2 separate regions of the Homo sapiens genome follow, and region 2 is linked to region 1. A link is a contact called in ENCODE Hi-C or POLR2A ChIA-PET data. All regions are on one chromosome and are shown on one strand. The core of a region is the stretch at or near the end of the contact, and the rest is flanking DNA. Distances in the headings are between cores, read along the strand shown. Region 1 overlaps AFF3 (ALF transcription elongation factor 3). Region 2 overlaps AFF3 (ALF transcription elongation factor 3).

What was found. A loop is a pair of places that touch in the nucleus more often than their neighbours do. ChIA-PET counts read pairs that join two places held with the same protein, here RNA polymerase II (POLR2A). Pooled maps may share reads with other maps.
Region 2: a map of cardiac septum shows a loop between it and region 1 (2.3-fold over the local background). The contact joins two enhancer-like sites. A Hi-C loop is called at or near these places in 1 of 168 maps with a recorded cell type or tissue (cardiac septum) and 3 of 50 pooled maps. POLR2A ChIA-PET finds 5 or more read pairs at or near these places in 3 of 52 experiments (Panc1, activated CD4-positive, alpha-beta T cell and activated naive CD4-positive, alpha-beta T cell).

What each region holds. Positions count from the first base shown.
Region 1 is chr2:100,010,666-100,015,503 of GRCh38, forward strand. All of the region lies in intron 4 of AFF3 (ALF transcription elongation factor 3), which reads right to left. Among named protein-coding and RNA genes, the nearest start is that of AFF3, 130 kb to the right of the region's middle. Within about 2 kb of position 3,351, at least 2 of the 41 ENCODE cell types and tissues checked have a DNase peak (open chromatin) inside an H3K27ac peak, as active enhancers do.
Region 2 is chr2:100,070,273-100,075,510 of GRCh38, forward strand. All of the region lies in intron 4 of AFF3 (ALF transcription elongation factor 3), which reads right to left. Among named protein-coding and RNA genes, the nearest start is that of AFF3, 70 kb to the right of the region's middle. Within about 2 kb of position 3,014, at least 2 of the 41 ENCODE cell types and tissues checked have a DNase peak (open chromatin) inside an H3K27ac peak, as active enhancers do.

The DNA.
Region 1 (4,838 bases), core at 2,101-4,600:
TCACTAAGAACTCTCTGGGGTGGCTGTGGTGACAGTGACCAGCCTAAGGAAAGCAGGAGATGGGAAAGACACTCTTATTCACAGAACCAGACTTCCAGTTCCCAGTAGAGGGTATGATGGTCCTGCCCTGCTTGTGGACATTTGTAATATGAAACCCCGGCTTTCAGGAACATTCCATGGATTTAAAATGGAGACTGCTCTGAGGATATATGACCCACACTGCAGATGGATATGAAGTAGCCTTTAATCAACAGGAGAATTCTAGTTTCATTATGCACTTCTAGCTTTTGGAACAATATTGACACCTGCAGTTAGAAAACAAAAAGCAGCCGGGCGCTGTGGCTCATGCCTGTAATCCCAGCACTTTGGGAGGCCGAGATGGGTGGATCACGAGGTCAGGAGATCGAGGCCATCCTGGCTAACACGGTGAAACCCCATTTCTACTAAAAATACAAAAAATTAGCCAGGGGCGGTGGTGGGCACCTGTAGTCCCAGCTACTCGGGAGGCTGAGGCAGGAGAACGGCACGAACCCGGGAGGCGGAGCTTGCAGTGAGCCGAGATTGCGCCACTGCACTCCAGCCTGGGCGACAAAGCGAGACTCCCTCTCAAAAGAAAAAAAAGCTTGCACAGCATGCATCATAACTCTCCCCTTTTCCCATACATAGCAGGGACTCCCACACACATGCTTGCTGCCCTCAGTCAGGTCAACCCAACCAGACACACAAGACTGGTGTGATGCACGAAGTGGCCTCATGTAAGATGGAGCAGGCAGGTGGTCATTGAGAATGATTTCTGGGCTTCTCAGAAGGCCCCCATGCCCAAAATAATACCTCCTGCATCTGCTGGCTGATGACTGAAATTCCACAACTAGAGAGTCATTCCTCTGGTTTAAGATGTCTTCACCCCTGCAAGAAATATAAACACCACAAGAAGCTGAAACACTTTAAACCTGATTAGCCTTGAGTATCTTAGCGTGCATGAGTCTGTCAGCATATTTTCCAGAAGCCGAGGGGAAAGAATCCAAGATCCCGGAGGGTCAGAACGGGAGGCAAGCTGAACAAAGGAAGGGACAACAGTAGATGCAGCCATGAAAACAGATTCATAAACTCCACTTATTTTTCAGTGTGGCTTAAATGTTTAAGACAAAGGCAATAGGATAAAAACCAAAATTAATTAGGCAGATATCAGACCCAATACATTTCCAGGGTCTGGGAGTTATGAGTCATGTCCTACTCTGAAAATGTTGGAGGTGAGAGAAAAGATGCTCCTCTTTAACTAAACCTGCCTCATCCCCCAACCCCTTTAAGCTGAAGGATACCCCAAAGCACTCCAAGATGCTTTATAAAGCATCCAGATTGCTAGATAAAATCCACTAATGAAGTTCTACCCGCATAACCAGCCTACAGCTCCTACTACCAAGAAGGAGTGAACACCCTCAGGACCACTTACTCATAATCTTCTAATAGAAATCCACTAGTCGTCTTTTCAGGGGCCTGCCATCATGCTCGTGCCATGCTTCCACACCATAAGATGAACCCAGAATGACTCAAAATGGCAACGTCCCCACTTCTTCAAAGGAGAGGAAAGGAAACTCAAAAAGAAAGGCAATGCCTTCCCTTTGGTTTCTCTCCTCCTTCCTTGGTGGGTAGCTCTGTAGCCTCCACTGAGCTGCTTCTTAAAACTAACCTACCCATTCCTTCTCTTTAACTAGAAGCACAAGCCCCCCACCACATATCATTTCATGGCTAGGGAGCTAAAATGTCACTTGCTTAAAGCAGATGTCACTGTAAGAGAAAGGCTGGGCTTCCCACCCCCTGTATCTCCCTAAGTGTCTGAACTCTCACCTTTCTACCAATACTAAATGTTTTGACTCATAAAGACAGTAGCTTCTCGACAGTGAGCCCCCATCCCACTAATTACAAGTGAAAATTGTGCCGGTGCTCACCAGCCTGCAGAGTGCCTTTCTCTTCATCTCTTGCCATGAAAGCTTAGCCCTCTTCGTCCCCCTGCCATTTGAGCAATGTGAAGATCATGCTTTAAAAGCAAAGAAAGCTTTCGCCTGACAAGCTGAAAGTCAGGTCAGCTTCCCCTGGGATGGCTGACTTAGGTCTAAGAGAATTCCAATTCCCGGCATGCCAACATATACATTAAACTCAAAATGTGTTGCACGTTATGAGTTATGTTTCTTTGTTACTAGCAGATGGTAAAAATTTCTATCATCTGCAAAGTTGCTCCTATTTCCATAAAAATTACAAAAATCACATTCCTCAAATGTATGTCACCAAATGTATTTATTTATTTTGCATGAAAGTGGAGGTAGCCAACTGCTTCAATATTATTTATCATTTGTTGCAGATGCATAACATTCCCAGAAAATAAACCTTTTTAATCAACTCCTTTTAAAGGGCCTATTTATTTTTAGAATTAAAAAAAATAGCAAATAAAAAATGTAGTGAAAACATTTTTGATCATTTCTCACTTATTTGTTTTTAATCTATAAATTGCGGTATCTTGTAGAGCTCCAGCCAAGGCCAATTATGGTGGTTAAGTAGAAATAGACGTCTAAACATGAAACTGTCATCATTTCCAAAATTCATCTATTCTTGATCATACGGTAACAGCATGAAACTAAATAAAAGTAACATCTATGAGCCCGATGGCTTTTCTCTTCCATTGAGCTCAAAACATTTCACCTATATGTCCCTTAATTATCCTCACAATGCCCCTTGGAGAAAGACACTGATGGTGAATATTATGACTAGGTTAACTCTTTTAAAGATCAAGAAACTTAGGATAAGAGTTTGATCATCAAAACAATGTCATAAAGACACACTGTGTAAAAGGAACAGCAATGTCCAAAGTACCTTACTCAGCTCTGCCCAGAGAACAGGAGCTATCCTGGAGCCAAGAAGTGGTGGCACCTCTTAAACCCTGATGTCTGACAAGCCCAGTAGTGAGAAGTAGTTAACATGAGCCCCAGAGGCAAAACAGGAATAAATGAAATAAGGCAAGCTATTTCCCAGTCAGACAGAGAGAACCATAAGGAGAATTCTGGAATAAAGTCTCAGCTGTTATAATTTTTTACAGCCCCCAACTGACAAAGGATAGAAATCAGTCTCTTTCCACAGCTCACACACAAAGCAGACCTATGTAACCTAGAATTGTGGAATGGAAGATAGAGAAGTGAATAAAAAAATAAAAAATGATAAGATTCTAAAGTTGCCCAGCGAGGGCTACTGATGTCACTATTTTTATCAAGTGCTACCCATTCATTAGCCTGCTCCAATCTCTCCCTAGGCTGCCCTACTGGTGAGAAAGGTGCTGGAGCCAGGACAGCCTGCCCTCTGGCTGAGTCACAGGTTGATTCAGCAGACCCAGCCAGCCAGGGGGGGATGACCTCCTTCCCACTGCACTCATCCACATGCAGCCTGATGAAATCTGATGAAATGCAGTTTGCTTGGAGCACTCGCTCCAAGCAAACTGCATTTCCCATGGAGGAGACTTTTAGGCAAGGGTATATGAAGCCAATTGTATCCCTTGACTAGAATCATCAAAATGTTTTATTCTTATTTTTAAAAAACTATCCAAACTACTGATATGTCTCCAGGGTTGTGGGGAGTCTAAGAAATAAGCAAATTCAAGGAGAAGAGAATGAACCACCTCTCACCTATCTTTTGGAAAAAGTTATCATGTTTTGCATGTTTTTAAAATACAGTCCTTTTCAAATAACAAAAACACAATTCACTTTCGTCCAAAAGCATTTTCTGAATACCACTGTGTCAGATACTAGGGAGACAGGGTCGTGATTGAGCCATCCTGCTGATGAGAAGACAACAGTCTGGGGCAAGGAGAATGGGGAAAAGGAAGAAGGGCACCAATTCACAATCAAACAATGTGAGCAGCCTGTGGTCAGGGCACTGGCAGGGGTAGCACAAGGAATCAGCATTGTTTCCTGCAGGAGACCAGCTTTGAGCTTGAGAAAACGGCAGGTTAAGGAGATGGAAAAGAAGAAGGGCTTAGAGGTACAAAATACATGGATTACTAGTAAGTGGCCTTTGGGAGTATATTCAGAGGCGGTTATGTTACTCTCTCCATACCTCCATACCACCTTGCTTCCTTTTTTTTTTTTTTTTTTTAGACGGAGTCTCACTCTGTTGCCCAGGCTGGAGTGCAGCAGGGTGATCTCAGCTCACTGCAACCTCCGCCTCCCAGGTTCAAGTGATTCTTTTGCCTCAGCCTCCCGAGTAGCTGGGACTACAGGCATGTGCCACCACACCCAGCCAGCTAATTTTTTTTTTTTTTTTTTTTTTTGTATATTTAGTAGAGACAGGGTTTCAGGACGTTAGCCAGGATGGTCTCGATCTCCTGACCTCATGATCCGCCTGCCTTGGCCCCCCAAAGTGCTGGAATTACAGGCGTGAGCCACTGTGCCTGGCCCACCTTACTTCTTTAACAAGGTGGAATTCCTCATTTAAAGTTTCATTTATGTGGTTTACCCACTGCTAACCTATCATTGCTACCTCACTCTAAACAGGTTCGTCTGATCCCTTCCTAAGAGCAGATTTGGTTTGGAGCAAATGCATGAAGAGTGGATGCAGAGGACACAGAGAAACACTCTCCCCCTTTTTACAGTTTATATCAGGCTGCCTCTAAGCAGCCTGGCCACAGAGAAGACAATCTTTTCAGATACTTTGAGACCTGACAACATGCTAACATGCTCCCTGGGCATGGACCTGGAGCCATGAGGGTGAGGAGGAAGAAGAAAAGGCATAAGGAGGAGAGAAGAACGTTCCCCAGAAACTCCCCTGCTCTCCAGAGCAGCAGCGTAAGCACTGTG
Region 2 (5,238 bases), core at 1,764-4,263, 59 kb after region 1:
TAATCTGCATGTGAGAACAAGTAACTGTCAAACATTTAACCTTTTGCAGATTAAAACCGTCTGACTAACAGATGTGAAACCATCGTTGCTATAATTGTTAGAAGTAGAAATCTGAGCATTTTTAGAAGATACAACACTTTTTGGAGCAGTCATGTTTATGCTCCAGGTCAACTTTCCTGTTCATGACTGAGATGCAATCATAGCCTTTCATTTATTTTCACACTGTGATTCTCCTGAATTATTATACGATGTTCATAGTTTATTCTACAGACATGCTCTTAGAAAGTTATAAGTTGAATTCTAATCGTCAGTTATATTTGCACACCGTTTCATACATGATAATTTTTTTTCCATTAAAACACTTAGTTTTCTTAACAGTACATGATAATTTTAGGAAGGCATTAGCTTCATTTCCAACTGATCCAAACTGGCCATGGCTCCTGAAGATTCTCTCTTCCCTTCCATTTCTCTACGCTCATTTCTGTCACATAATTACAAGTGTCAGCTCATGGTAGATGCTCAACCAAGATCTGTTGAATGAAGTAATTATCTTTAACACCTAAAAGATCTACTCCCTGAAGACATTTTTTTCACGAAAGCCTTTTTTTGTATTGCAAATTGCCATCTCTAGTGAACTTGCGTGATAATTTTTAATTTTAATAAATGAGATTTTTCTTATAATAGGATATATTGTTTCTGGTTTTCAGTATTAAAATTGCTGATAGGAATGAACATTTTGTAATATATAAAAGGACGTGACAGAATAATACTGTAGCTAAATACTTATCCAGCACAGTGTAGATACTCAAATATTTGTTTAAAATTACTCTACATTTCAGAAGTTGTGGCATTAAAACATTTGACTTGAAACACACTGCAATTTAATGCTACATTTCTTCTTGTCAACCAGGGTCTAACAGTATATGACCTGTTTCTAAGAAGAAATAGAATGTATGCAAAAGCTTTTAATTCTGGAAATGTCATCATATACAATAGAGAAAAAAATTTAAAATAAAAATGTCTAATACTAGAAGAAATCTGAGATATCTTTTACACGAAAGTATAAAAGTGACAGGAGGGGTTCAAGTCTCCGAATTCTGAGCTTTTTATGTGAATAGCATATAAAACATGAATTGTGAAATATACAGTAGACCATCTGTGAGTAAGATGACTCCATGATGCCATACTTGACAAACACGGACTTAGATCTGAAAAACACACAAAGCAAGCATCCACTTTACCCACGAAACACGTCGGGAGAGAGGAAGTGTGGTTCTGTGAGGCCCCTGGTCTGTAGAAAGAAACCACCACGCTCTGGCTCCTGCCTGAAGCTGCACAAATGAGCTGGCTCAGTATTAGTGTCTTCTTTTAAAGGTTAGCACCTTTAAATTGCTGGCATGGCGATTGGTGGGAGCTAGAAGGGGTACCCCTAAAAATTCTTCGAGCAAAACCGTAAATACCAAATTACGACATAAAGGGGCTGCTACTTTCTTTACAAAACCTCGGCTGTGGCTTGTTTCTCCTCCGTGAATCAACTGTCTTTTTCCAACAAAGACACCCACTTCAGGGTTTCAAGGGATATCTATTCAAGGCACGTACTGTACAGCATATGTGGTTATCTACAGGTAGTACAGCCTGTAAACCTAGTTTGCTCAACTAAATAGCATTTATCATGTATTTTTATGCCTTCTGACATCTGCTACTAAATACAAACAATGAAAGCATCTCCAAAAACTAGAGATTTCTACTCTAGGAGATGTGGTGGCTGGTAAAATCACCTGCACTTTAACCATGGAACAAGACATTTCCCCTCCCCATGTCCAGCCCATGCCCAGACTGTCCTCTAAATCAGGGGTCCCCAACCCCCAGACCATAACAGTCCATGGCCTGTTAGGAACTGGGCCGCACAGCAGGAGGTGAGTGGAGGGTGAGTGAGCCTGAGCTCCACCTCCTGTCAGATCACCGGCGGCATTAGATTCTCATAGGAGAGTAAACCCTATTGTGAACTGTGCATGCGAGGAATCTGGGTTGTGCTCTCTTTATGAAAATCTAACTAATGCCTGAGGATATGAGGTGGTACAGTTTCATCCTGAAACCATCCCCACCCTCACCTCCTCGTCCATGGAACAACTGTCTTCCACGAAACCGGTCCCTGGTGCCAAAAAGGTTGGGGATTACTGCTTTAAATGAACCCTTGGCCTTTAAGGGCACATGCTGCACACCTGGAGCTGGACCCATGGAGAGCTGATCCTGAGTTGGGCTGGGGCAGGCTTGCTGGCCGGGCTATACCATGAGCTAGCTGCCTGTCCTACTGGTAAAGCCTGCAACCCCAGAGAAAGTGCCCATTTCAGACCAAGAAGGGAGGTGCTCACAACAAACGGAAACATCTCTGCAGTCACACCAAGAGCTGCACCCTTGTTCCTCATGTGTATTAAGTGCAGGATTAATGCCATGAATGCTAGGAATCCACCATATCACAAACACTGACCTGTTGGGTCAACCAGTTTCCAAAATAACCTCATTGCTGTTTCTTCTCGTTTGTATTTTATCTTTGCCTTTTCACCTTCATTTCCCTCTTTCCTGCCATCCCTTTTACCTTAACTGAGTTCTTTGTTTCCTATTTCTGTCCCCATATTAAATGACTTGGCTAGTTCACTCGTTGATTAAAATACGAAGAAGTTATTGTTGGAATGAGACATTGTTCACTGCAATGTCTTTTTTCGATGGAGAACAAGATAAAGGCCAACGCTGTGAGTGTCAATGTTGAGGACAGGTTCCCTAACTTCAGCCTCAGAGGATCTTCCCATGCTGTAGTCTAACATGCTGTTACAGGTTGAATTGTGTCCCTGCAGACCCCACAATATTCAGATGCTGACATCCTAATCTCCAATGCTTCAGAATGTGACTTTATTTGAAAATGAGGTTGTTGCAGACCTAGTTAAGATGAGGTCACTCTGGAGTAGGGTGGGCACCACAACCCTGTGTGACTGGTGTCCTCATGAAAAGGGGACACGTGGACACAGGCATGCACACAGGCAGAATGCCCAGAAAACATGAAGGTGTCGGGTGATACATCCACAAGCCAAAGAACGCCAAAGATCACCAGCATCCACCAGAAGCTGGAGAGGCATGAAGGGATTCTCCCTCACCACCCTCAGAGGGAACCAGCCTTGCCAACACCTTCCTCTCAGCCTTCCAGCCCCCAGGACTGCCAGGTGACACACACCTGCTGTTGAGGCTGTCCAGGCTGTGGGACTTTATAGGGCAGCTTCATCAAATTAATACATATGCCATGCATTTTCTCTGTCTACCCTGAAATTCAACAAAATGTGTTATTTGGTCAAATAAAATGAAACACAGAGCACCAAATAACTAAGACACTAACCTCTTTCTCAAATAAAGGCAAGTTCATATATCATAGTCAGAAGTTAAAAATTAAAAGAACAATTGTCGTTGTCTATAATCTAAAGGTTGCTGTCAAGGGCTTTTCAGATGACCTCTTCATAGGAATCCTGTTTATTCTTTGCCTGTGAAAATTTTGTGTTGCACCTAAGTTTAAAATTGTAAATAAGGAACCTAATGTGCAAAATGCAACACTTTACTTCATCCATGACTTTACGGACCTGAATAAGAGACTAATGAAATGAGAAATTGTTAAATTACAAAAAACAAGAACACGTGATCTGTATAATAGGGTACTATAAACACAGTCATATCAGAGGAACTAATCTCTCACAAGTCAGAAGGAGACTGAGTAGAAAACTGCGAACGACCACCACCCCTGGTCCCTTGTTGTAACTCAGCCACGGACCCAATGCTGAATCGCTGCAAGCCTTGGTTTCCTTGTGTGCATCCGTCAGGTGTCTCAGGCAAGGCTGCCCGCTCCACTGTCTCCCGATCTAACGGAGCTCAATGACTTTGCTGCGTTTTACTCTGCTGACCCCTCACTCCTTGGAATTTCCCACTTCCTGAGCTCCTGGACTTTTCTGCCTCCTGGCCCTCCTCCTGCTCTGTTCCTCCTCCACCTGTCCAAAGTATTCCTCAGTACCCTCTTGTTCTTGCCACTCTCTGTGTTCTCCCAAAGGGAGCTGGTCCGCTATTTCCCTGCCTGCATGTCCAACCCTGACCTCTCGCCTACCAAGAGCAGTCTCTAGGACAGCAGCTATGTTAATAATCATGATAATATGCTTGCACTTACGTATATTTATACTGTGCTGAACACTACGATTTTACAGTGGATCCATACAGTATGAAGCAATAAGGTGACTTAAAAAATGGTTTGTTAATAGATTAGTTTCTTTAAAAAGGTCAACATATCCCAGCACTGTTTACAGAATTCTTTGGTTTAACAAGGGCTTTTATCTCATTTTACTTGGTGAAAAGTTAAAGCCCAGTTTGTCTCTGAATTCTAAATTAGACGGTACACAATAGGCAAAGTGCTTTCAATTGCATCCAAGGTGAGGATGTGCAGGTCCTTCCTAAGACTCAACACCCAGTTAGAGATAATGGACAAAGCCCCAGCCGAGGGCTTATTGACCTTATTTATGCCAATAACACAAACTCTGACTCTGGAGAATTAAGGGATGTTGGAAACAGTCACTGCCACTTGGAGGTCAATTAAAGTCCACCTTTGAGCACTGGTGGAGAGGAGGCAGGAAGCCTGCAGAGATAAAAGTATCCTAATTTAAATGTTAAAAGGACCATTACAGGATCTTAATTCCTTCTAGCAAACAGAGCATGTACTTAGATGACAATGAGTATAAATACAACCACTCTAGAAAGAAAAGACAGGAGCTCTCTGCTCCAAAGAGTATTACAGCTTTCACAAGAAGGACCTGAGCTAACTTCTCATGTTTGTAGGTGGGCGATGGGATAAGTTTGCAGAAGACCCATTTACGGGGACCATGGGCAAACAGAAGCAGACCATGAACTAAGTTAAAATTCAAGGCCCCCAGGTAAACCAGGGCAAACATCCCTGACTCCCCAATCCACCTCTTCTAAAACTCTCTTAAGAAACACCATGATCAGTGTCTTCATTTAGCAAAGACGTCTTCAAGAACCACAGCTCGTGTTTGGGGCAATCATTTTGCCCCCTCTAGTGAGGGGGCATTTCTTTATATTAAAGCCCTGAGAATTAAAGAAAAACAATATGCAGAAAGTGCAACAAATTATTATCCAGGCTGTGTGCTTCTCTTTCTCAGAACATTCTATTAAGATTCTTCACTAAAGAATGCCCTT